Regions from separate parts of the Homo sapiens genome. Here region 1 is linked to region 2. A link is a contact called in ENCODE Hi-C data. All regions are on one chromosome and are shown on one strand. Each heading gives the region's core, a stretch centred on a gene start or an enhancer-like site at or near the end of the contact. The rest is flanking DNA. Distances are from core to core; before and after follow the strand shown. Region 1 overlaps LDAH (lipid droplet associated hydrolase). Region 2 has its middle 3.1 kb from the start of HS1BP3-IT1.

What was found. Hi-C counts contacts between places; a loop is a spot of excess contacts on that map. Pooled maps may share reads with other maps.
Region 1: a loop to region 2 is called in a pooled map, with 6 times the contacts of the local background. The contact joins two enhancer-like sites. A Hi-C loop is called at or near these places in 2 of 37 single-sample maps with no recorded cell type and 4 of 50 pooled maps.

The regions. Positions count from the first base shown.
Region 1 is chr2:20,742,299-20,747,484 of GRCh38, reverse strand. The region is part of intron 4 of LDAH (lipid droplet associated hydrolase); the gene reads left to right. Among named protein-coding and RNA genes, the nearest start is that of GDF7, 78 kb to the right of the region's middle. Within about 2 kb of position 2,609, at least 2 of the 41 ENCODE cell types and tissues checked have a DNase peak (open chromatin) inside an H3K27ac peak, as active enhancers do.
Region 2 is chr2:20,592,813-20,598,458 of GRCh38, reverse strand. It overlaps a transcript of HS1BP3 not described here. Among named protein-coding and RNA genes, the nearest start is that of HS1BP3-IT1, 3.1 kb to the right of the region's middle. Within about 2 kb of position 2,383, at least 29 of the 41 ENCODE cell types and tissues checked have a DNase peak (open chromatin) inside an H3K27ac peak, as active enhancers do.

The DNA.
Region 1 (5,186 bases), core at 1,360-3,859, 150 kb before region 2:
GGCTGTCTGGTTGACATTGCATGTTGGCTAAGACATGCCTTACAAATATTGCAGTCACATAAAAAGAGAAACTGTGTGCTATTTTTTTGTTTGTTTTCTGCTTGTACGGTGGAGAAGCACCCTGCCATAAATACATTGGGTGGGTTAAACTAATAAACAAATAGGCAGGGTGGCAGTGATAATGTTTTTTTGAAGATGTTGAAGTACTATTTGTCGCAGCTTCACTTAGTCATAACACATAGGCACCATTGCTGCTCTCCCAGAAAAATGGATGCATCTGTAATAAGCTATATAAACAGGTGAAGTCTTTCAAGGATTTTGAAGATTTACTGTTTTTTTAAAGCCTATTTAATGAAACAGGTTGTGCACAATCCACACCTAAGCACCATACTTCTTACCTTGTGGCCATACCTCAAATTGTTTCTTAGCTCCTTTTCTAAAAAATGATTACAACAATAATAATAAATTCAAGAAAAATAAGCATCAAAATACTTTCCTCTAACCCCTGCAAATGTATCCAGTATAAAAATTCCCAGTGTGCATATTTACCTTCCTGTACTGTTCAAGAAAACACGGTTGTGCTTCATTATCAAAAGTTCATTCTGGTAGATAACAGAAGAGAATGTGAAATATGCGAAAATGTTTTCTTAGGATAGAATGAATTGGCTAACATGGGAGTTCTTTTTTTAATGAGATAGTAACATAAGAAAATGTTTGGTCGTGTACACAGATTTGGAAACCTTCACCACACAGCTGTGTTATCAAATTAGGCATACTTCCTTGACTTAGGTGATTTTTTTTTTTACCAATATGAAGAATGAAAAATTTTTATTACTGTGATTTATCAAATTTGGACTGCAAATTTCATTGAAATTATCATTACAATATCTAGGAAAAGTGTCACCCAGCAGGTAATAATTGTTGTTCTCCAAAGGCAAGAGAGGAAAACCAGTCTCATCAACTAAGTATTAGTTGTGATAAGGTCTTTGGTCTTCTTATATTTTTACAAGGCAGTGACGCATTCAATGTACATATTAGAACTTCCTTATTGTTTTGGTCCATTCCCATTATTTCAGACTGCATTTTAATTCTCAATTTGTTATTGATATAGATCAATCAAATATAACCCTGTGGTTGCTTATATATTTTTAGAGTTTCCCTTACATGCAGTTTTGCTTAACATGGGTCACAGTAAAGGATCGTTTATAAAAGTAATGGATTGTTTCCTGTTTCTGCCAGCTGATTTGATCAATCTGAAGTTCCTTATGTACTATGGGTTACATAACCAGTCTGGAATCTGTGTGGTACATTCTTCTAGTTTGGTATTAACTGAATTAATCATTTATATTCTTTAAATCATTGAGGACATTTTAGTAAACACTTGAACTGCTCTCTTCTTCAAGTACTCTGCTCCAGCAATACTGTTCACCTGGCTCTTACTCAAACACACCACTTTAGCTTTCTATGGCCTCTGCACATGCTCTTCCCTCTCCCCACAAAATTTATTTTTCCAAGCATCTCTTAGCTCACCCCCTAACTGCCTTTGCACAAATGTCACCTTTCATCAAAGCCTTTCCTGAACACCCTATTTAAAACTATCCCACCACCCCTAGCAATTTCTAGTCCTCTTTTATTATTTTATCTGCCCCGTCATAGGACTTGTGACTTACTACCATCATACATATTTGATTCAATTATTATTTATTGCTTAAATTGTTATGATCATTTATTATAAATCATGTATTACAGCTAATTAACATACATATGCTCAGTCATTTACTTGATTAGTTATTAGCCTCAATTATATCTTATTTTTTAATATATATTTTTATTTGACAAATAGAAAGTATATAGATTGGTACAATATGATGTTTGGAAATAAGCATATATTGTGGAATGACTAAATCAAGCTAAGTAACTTATGCAGTACCTTACATGCTTATCTTTTGTTGTGATAAGAACACTTGAAATCTATTCTACTGTCTTAGAAATTTAAAAATGGGCAAAGGACTTGAATAGACATTTCTTCAAAAAAAATGCAAATGACCAACAGGTATATGAAAAGGTGCTCAACATCACTAATTATCAGAGAAATGCAAATCAAAACCACAATGATATATCACCTAACACCTGTTAAGATGTCTATTAGAAAAACAAAATGTAACAAGTGTTGATAAGGATATGGAGAAATAGAAATCTTTGTGTGCCTTGTACACTGTTGCAAGAGCATTAGTAGAACTACTTTGGAAAACTCTTTGTAATTATCTACTAAAGATGAATATATGCCTACTATATGACCCAGTGTTTCTACTTTGAAGTGATACAGCCAACAGAAGTACATGCATACATGCACCAAAAGACATATACAGAAATATTATTAGGACTTCTGGTTTCCAGTTCCACATGTAGGGAGCTTAGAAGTTGCCACTCCAACCCTAACAAGTAAAAAGCTAAGCAAACTGAGAAATCAATTCTTATCGGACCCAGGATAGGGGAGGACACAGGGAAAACCACTGTCCCCAAAAGACTAGAGAGACAGACTGGCAAATACCGAGAGCCACAAGTTACTAGAGCATGCAGTCACAAACAGAAACCCCCACAGGAAGCAGTGCCATGGTAGAAAAACCTGAGCTGTAATTGATGAATTATAGGAGGTTCAGTATGAACAACTCTGAAAGTTTTAAACTCCAGGAGGACCCACTCATGGGGAAACACCACAATTTTGTTAGACTTACCTACATGAGCTCAATTAGATTCTCCAAGTAAATATTGCAGAAAAATCCCTATGTGCTTCTGGCAGGGGGAAGGTGAAATGAACCATTTTGAAATATGCCAGAGCACTGTGCTCTTCTTAACAAGGTCTGCCCCCAGGAGAAATTAGTTAGCTAAATCCTAACCTGCTGGGGTATTATTAGAGCCTGACCCAAGGGAAGGGAAATACCTAACTCTTGTCAGCTCTAACCTTCTGCATCAGAGAAGGGAAATACTAAACTCCAGACAACTCTAGCCATCCTGTCCTACCAAAGAGGGGAGAAGAATACTGAGGAAACACTTAGAAGTTTGTACACCAGAGGCATATGCTTACTAAAAGACTGAGACTTAATCATAGGATGATAGAATGTCTCCCCTCCCCTTTCCCCCACCTAACTGCTACATTGCTAAAAGCTGATTTATAAAAGTTCCTTTTACCTGGTACATCATGTCCAGCTACCAAGAAAAAATTACCAGGCATACCAAAAGGCAAAAAAAAAAAAAAAAAAATCTGAGGAGAATAGAGCAAGCTTCAGACCCAGACAGATAGGGATTCTGGAATTATCAGATGAGGAATTTAAATCCACTATGATTAATATACTAATGGCTATAACAGATAAAGAAGGCATCATTCAAGAATAGGTAGACAATGTAAGAAGAGAGATGGAAATCCTAAGGAAAAAGCAAAGAGAAATGCTAGAGAGTAAAAACACCGTAAAATAAAAATGGCTTTGATGGGCTTATCAGTAGATTGAACATGGCTGAAGAAAGAGTCTCTGAGCCTGAGAATGTCTCAACATAAACCTCCAAAATTGGAAAGCAAAGAAAAAGACTGGGAAAAGAAAAAAAAAGAATAAGGACTGCAGGACAACTACAAAAGGTGAAACATATGCATAAGGGGAATACTAGATGGAAAAGAACGAGAGAAAGAAACAAGAAATATTTCAAACAATAATGACAGAGACATTTCTTAAATTAATGTCAGACATCAAACTTCAGATCCAGGAAACTCAGAAAGAAAATAATAGGGGTTTGAAACTCAGATCTCCATAAAGAAAAGAAGAGCATCAGAGAGGGAATAAACAAAGACTAAAATGTTCATTTTTCTTATTCTTAATTGATCTAACTGATAAGTTTGTTCAAAATAATAATAGCAACAGTGCTTTCGATTTTGTATGTTTATATGTTATATGTATGCTTACATATAAGTGAAATGAATGACAACAACACAAGGAGCAGGAGGGAAGACTTAGGATTATTTTGTTTTTGTATGATACACTACTTATAAAGTGGTATAGTGTTATTTAAAAGTGGACTTGGGGGTGCAGCGCACCAGCATGGCACATGTATACATATGTAACTAACCTGCACAATGTGCACATGTACCCTAAAACTTAAAGTATAATAAAAAAAAAAAAAAAAGTGGACTTGGACTAGTTGTAAATGGATATTGCAAAATCTAGGGCAACCACTAGAAGAATTTTTTTTTTTTAAGTATAACTGACATGCTAAGAAAGGAGAGAAAATGGAATCACATAAAATGCTCAATTAAAACCACAAAAGGCAGAAAATATGTGGAAGATGAAAATAGAAAATAATGACAAATGTGGTCTATATTAATTTAACTACCAGTAATCACTTTGAACATCAGTGGTCTAAGTGCACCAAATAGGCCTGGTGTGGTGGCTCACACCTGTAATCCCAGCACTTTGGCAGGCTGAGGCAGGAAGATCACTTGGGCCCAGGAGTTTGAGACCAGCCTGCACAACATAGGGAGACAGACCATCTCTACAAAAAATTTGAAAAATTAGCCAGGCGTGGTGGTGTGTGCCTGTAGCCCCAGCTACTCAGAAGGCTGAAGTGGGAGGATCTCCTTGAGCCTGGGAGGTCAAGGCTGCTGTGACAGAGTGAGACCCTGTCTCAAAAAAAAAAAAAAAAAAGGAAAAAGAAAAGAAAAAGAAAAGCACTAATTAAAAGATTGTTAGAGTGGATCAAAAAACAAGACTCAACTGTATGTTGTTTACAAGAACCCCACTTTAAATATAAAGACACATGTAAATGAAAAGTAAATGGATGGAGAAAAATATACCAAGCTAACACTAATCAAAAGAAAACAGGAGTAGCTATATTTCAGACAAGGCCGACTTTTCAAAGCAAAGAAAGTTATCCAGAATAAAAAAGGTAATTACGTAATGATAAAGAGGTCAGTCCTCCAAGAAGACATAACAGTCCTTTACATGCATGTGCCTAGCAGCAAAGCATCAAACTATGTGAGGCAAAAACTGATAGAACTACAAGCATAAATATATGCATCCACTATCATAGTTGGAGATTTCAACACCCCTTTATCAGAAATGGACAGATCCAGCAGGCAGTAAATGGGTAAAGACCTAGTTGAATTCAACAACACCATCAATCAACTTGATATAATTGAC
Region 2 (5,646 bases), core at 1,134-3,633:
TACAGCCACTCCCCATTGCTGGCACTACTGCCTGAGCTTCACCTCCTGTCAGATCAGCGGCAGCATTAGATTCTCACAGGAGTGCGAGCCCCATTGTGCATGCGAGCCCTTGCTCATTCAAGAGATCTTGGTTGTGTGCTCCTTATGAGAATCTAATGCCTGACGATCTATCACTGTCTCTCATCCCCTGAAGGTGGGACCATCTAGTTGCAGGCAAACAAGCTCAGGGCTCCCACTGATTCTACATTATGGTGAGTTAGATCATTATTTCATTATATATTACAACGTAATAATAATAGAAATAAAGTGCACCAAAAATGTAATGTGCTTGAGTCATCCCGAAACCATCCCTCCATCTCCAGTTTGTGGAAAAATTGTCTTCCGATTTTTGTCTTCCCTGATGCCAAAAAGGTTAGGGACCGCTGAAGTAGGGGACCTGACCCCCAACTTTTAGCTGCCTGACCTACCCAGCCAGGATTGTCCCTCCTCACCAGGGCTGAGCCTGGCTCTAGGCACTGAGGCAGGGAGTCTTCGATAAGGAGGCAGCCGGCTCCCCTGCCAGGCCCTCTCATCACAGCCCAGAAAGGATCATAAAAATCTTGAAAACAACAGCAAGGGTTTACGGGCTGGGAAACAGGAAGCAGGTCTTCTTTCCTTGAATCCTCCTAGTCCCATTCTATGAGAACCATCTATGATCTCAGTGCAAACTATCTAGATTTCCATAATAAATGCATAGATACCATATTCAGCACTTTCCAGGGTTGTTTTTCTTTAATCAGCAAGAATTTTTTTTTTTTCTCAAGCAAAAAATCTTCCCCAGAGCGTTGACATGCATGGCATATAAAATCAGTAAGAGGGGAGGTTTCTCCATGTGGAGAATTCTGCTTGGCAGAGGTACTCTAATGTTCTGTGGAATCGCTGAGGTTTCTACAGCACAGTTTGATCACCTCTCATGGAAATCAACTTCCTTTTCTTAGAGCTGAGAACGCCAACGTGGAAGGTGAAGGCTTGCTGAAACCCCCAGCAGGTCGGTGGTAGAACCAGGAAGGCCCATGTCACCTGGAGCTCCGTCCAGGGCTCTAAAACCAGTACAAGGCCTTCCTTAGCCTGAAATGATAAATTTAGACAAAATCAGAGCTATGAGGACACTTTGCTAGTCCAAGGCTGCCAGGGGAATGGTGTTGCCGTGGTTACTCTGGCCCAGGAAGTGACCTTTTGCTCCAAAGTCCTAGAACAGAGGCCTGCTTCCTGCTGGGCTCAGAGAGAAGGTCAATAAGGGGATGGCCAGGACTGTGGCCAAGGGCCTCATGCTGCTTCTGGCCTGTAAACTGCATGTTCTGAGGCCATGTCATAAACACAGAGGGGACCCTGGGGCCCTGGAGTGGCGGCCTGTGTCTCCCCTGGGCCTCCCTTTTAAGGAGGGATTAGAGATGACTCCAGCTCAGGCCTTTTATGTGGCCTTAATGGGAACCATGGCTGGATCCTAAACACATTCAAGTTGCCCAAATCCTACCCACAGAGTCCAGGGAGCCATGGCACCTGCTGGCTGCCACGGGTCTGCAGTGAAAGATTCTGATGGGGTACCTATGAGGGTCCAGCCCAGGAAATGCAGAGGGGGAAAAACACCAGGCCCTGAAGGAGCTGAGATTTGTGTGTAGGACAAACGGAGAAATGGGTGCTTCAGACACAGCAGGAGGAAGGCTGTGATGGGTAGAAGGACAGAGTACAGCACAGAAAGGGGAAGAAGGGACCACTCTGCTCACATGTATGTGGGTGGGGGGAAGAGATAAAAGTAATTCTCTTAGTCCTTTCAAGCTGCTATAAAAACTGCCATAGACTGGGTGATTATAAACAACAGCAATGTATAGCTCACAGTTCTGGAGGCTGAGAAGTCCAAGGTCAAGGCATCAGTTGATTTGGTGCCTGGTGAGGGCCTGCTGTCTGGTTCACAGATTGCTGTCTTCTCACCATGTCCTCACATGTGAAAGTGGCAAGGCAGCTCCCTGGAGCCTCTTTTATAAGGTCACTAATCCTATTCATGAGAGCTTTACCCTCATGACCTAATCCCTGCTCTAAGGCCTCACCTTCTAATACCAGCGCCTTGGGGGTTTAGGTTTGAGCAGATGAATAGAATCTTGGAGGAACACAAATATTCAGATAGTAGAATAAGCTTCCTGGAGGAGGCAGTATCCTAGCTGGGGTCTTGAAGGAGTTTTGACAAAGCAGCTAGTATCAAAATACTAAAGGGCCAAGGCAGGAGCGAGAGGTATCTGGTACACCCAGAGGTGGGATTAGAGCAGTGTCACGGGGAAGGAGGGGAGAGTTGTGAGAGCTTTAGAAATTTGAGTCACATCCTGTGGGTCAGCGGTTTTCAAGCTACTGTGCCCTAAGGAGCCCTAGGTTTGATGAAAAGACCTCAGGGCAAGAGGTAAGCTCTGGACCACTCTGCTTTACATTTCAGGACTCCACACAGGATCACCTTTGAACTAAGGTCCCAGTGATTAAGAAAGAACGTGGGAAACTGTCATCAGCCATGCGGGAAGCTCTTGTTGGTTAGTCTAAGGCTCTGTCTCCTGGTATGACCTTTTTTTTGGCCACTTGGAGGTGTCAGGGGCCCCAAGAGGCCTGCTCCCCTGATGGGCCGTGATGGATGGACGTGACCATCACCTCTGCCCACTTCCCTGCCCAGCAGGGGACTGTGGAGACAACTCCAGCCAGCGGCTTCCTTGGCTTTGAGGCTAGTTGTCTGTGGTCTCATTTGCATTTATGTCACGGAAGAGTCAGCAGGAACCAAAGATAGACCTAGGGAAGAAACCAGCCATGTCGAGGAAGGGCCGCAGCACAGAGCAGGCTGCAGTCCCTTCGCAGAGAGTCAGGCAGGCAGGCACGGGCTGTGGCCAGAATCACTGGTTGCTACAGGATCAGCAAGGCCCAGCCGAAACCCTCCCTCCTCCAGGAAGCCCTCCTGCTGCCTCAGGGGAACTCCCTCTTTCTGCGCCTCTGTGCCTCTGTTAGAGCAGGAGTCACTGTGAGGAGGAGGAGGATGATAGGGTTCTGCTCCTGGTGAGTGCCTGGTGAGGAATTTTCTATGCATGACCTGGACCCCCAGGGCACCTTTGTACAAATTAGAAAAGGATCCCCCTTCCCGTGGGTAGACACAGCTCTGTCCCAGGGTAGTTACAGCTGTGTCCCAGGGTAGACACAGCTCTGTTCCCGGGCCATGGCGTTTCTGTGGGTCACAGCCATCTGTCCAGACTGAAAAGGAGACAGCTGCTGTGATCTCTGCCCACAGCTGGGAAACTGAGGCCATGTCACATTAGGGCACCTTCTCCCAAGGCTGCCGAGGCTCTCACTCCCTGCTCCAGCTGTGCAGGCTACAAGAATGTCTCCCTCATTCAGGGAAGTGGCATGCCGGGCTCTGTCTATCCCGAGATGCTATGATCTGAGTGTTTTTTTACTCCCGACAACGTGTATGTTGAAATTCTCTCCAGCAAGGTGAGGGTATGGGAGGTGGGGCCTTTGGAAGAGATTAGGGCATAGGACAGAGCCCTCCTGTTTGGGATTAATGCCCTTATAAAAGAGACCTGAGGAAAACCCCCTTGCCCCTTCCATCCATGAAGATGCAGCAAGACAGCCCCCTCCAGGAATCAGAGAGCCAGCCCTCCCAGACACCGAAGCTGCTGACACCTTGATCTGGAACTTTCAGCCTCCAGAACTGTGAGAAATACATGTCTGCCATTTCTAAGCCACCCCATCCACGGTATTTTGTTGTAGCAGCCTGAATGGATTGAGATAGGGGACCTCACTTCCAGCGAGTCTCAGAGGGCACTTGGCTAGGCCCAGCTAGAGGCTGGCCTTGTTGCTGCAAATCCTGAGCCAGAGGACAGCCTCTTCTACCAAGCACTATGGCCACCTGAGAGACAAAACACAGAGCAGGGCCCTAGCCTAACTGCCCTGCAACTTCAACCCCAGCATAGGGAAGGAGCCATCTCTCCATTGGGTCATTGATGCCTTCCCAGCAGGCAGGCCATGCCAGCTGCCTCAATGCACCAAAGTAAGCTCAAAAAGGATTTGTGATGCCATCAGCCACTCATTTCAGACCCATTCACCTCCTCCAGGATCTTTTCTCTATCATCAGGCATCCATAGACTCACGTGGACGTGTTGCCCAAAGCCCACTCACAAAGCATCTAACCCAGCCTTAGCACACCTGGGCCCCCACTCTCCCCACACCCATGGCAGATGTCACTAATGGATCACTGCACTTCTTCCTGTTAAGCCTGGATTGAACCTCAGAATCCTTCTCAACCCAGTGGCACAGCCAGAGCCATCTGAGTTGGAATGTGTAAGATGCAAGCTATTGTAGCCATCCCCGATGGGTCGATGCCCAGATTTAAAGATGACAAAACTGGGGACCAGCAACAGGAAGGAAATTGTGCCAGTCACAGAGCCCATCAGCAGCAGAGACATGGCAAGAAGCCCACGTCCCTCTTCTGAAATGGAGGCTGTGGTGGTTTTCATCAGGGAAGTTTTAGGGGACTCTTCACAGTTAGTGTTGCAGGCCCTGGGGCAGCCCTTGTACATTCCTTCAATGCCGGCCCTGGAGGACCATATCCCAGGCTTGAGTGCATCAAAAGGACCCACTCTTCCATCCCCGTGGCGGCTCCAGGGACCAGCAGGGGCAGCAGGGCAGGCCTGACCTTCATACACAGTTCCCTGCACACACTCGGCTAACTGTGACCAGGGTGAGAGCGGGCGCAGTGGGGGAAGGTTGTGGGAGGAAGGGTCAAGGGCCTCTGGTGACTCATGATGTGGGCTCAGGGAGTGTTGGCTGAGCCAACATGTCTGGCTCGAAAAAGAGGATCACCAGAGGCTGAAGTGCGGGGGCCTCATGAGAACCGAGGTACACCAGGAGCTCAGAGGTGGGGCCAGCATGTTCTGGGGGTGTCTACAAAGGCTTCCGGCAGCTCAGAGTTCAGCCTGAGCAAACTCTTGCTCATTCATTCACTCATTCATTCAGCCAAGGTCAACTAGTGTCAAGCGTTGTTCTAGCCGCTGGGACACAGCAGTGAACAAAACTGACAAAACAAGCCTGTGGCCTAGGGGAGGGGAGACAATGAACAACATAAATGAGGAGAAGGCCGGCACGTGTGATGGTGATGAGTGGTAAGGAAGAGAGAAGGCAGGTGAGGAAGAGGGAGTGTTCCGGGAAGGTTGCAAGTTTAGACAATGTGGCCAGGGAGGGCCTGGCCATACCAAACAATTGACTAAACCTGACGATGCTGATGGAGGAAGCGTGTGGACCCTGGGGGAAAGGCCAGCATCTGCCAAGGCCCTGAAGCAGGAACATGGTGTGCTGGGGGGACAGTGGGGGGACAGGGCTGGAGGTCAGGGGTGGTGGGGTAGACAGCGGGAGGTTGGAGGTCATGGATAAGGCCAGATCCTGAAGGGCCTTGAAGCACAGAGTAATGACTTGGGATTTTCCTTAAGGAGGTGATATCGTGGGTTGAATTCTTGCCCCCAAAAAAGCCATGTTCGCATCCTAACCCCTGGAACGTGTGAATGCGACTTTATTTGGAAAAGGAATCTGTGGATGAAATTAAATTAAGGATCTCAAGATGAGATCATCCTGTGTTATCCAGGTGGG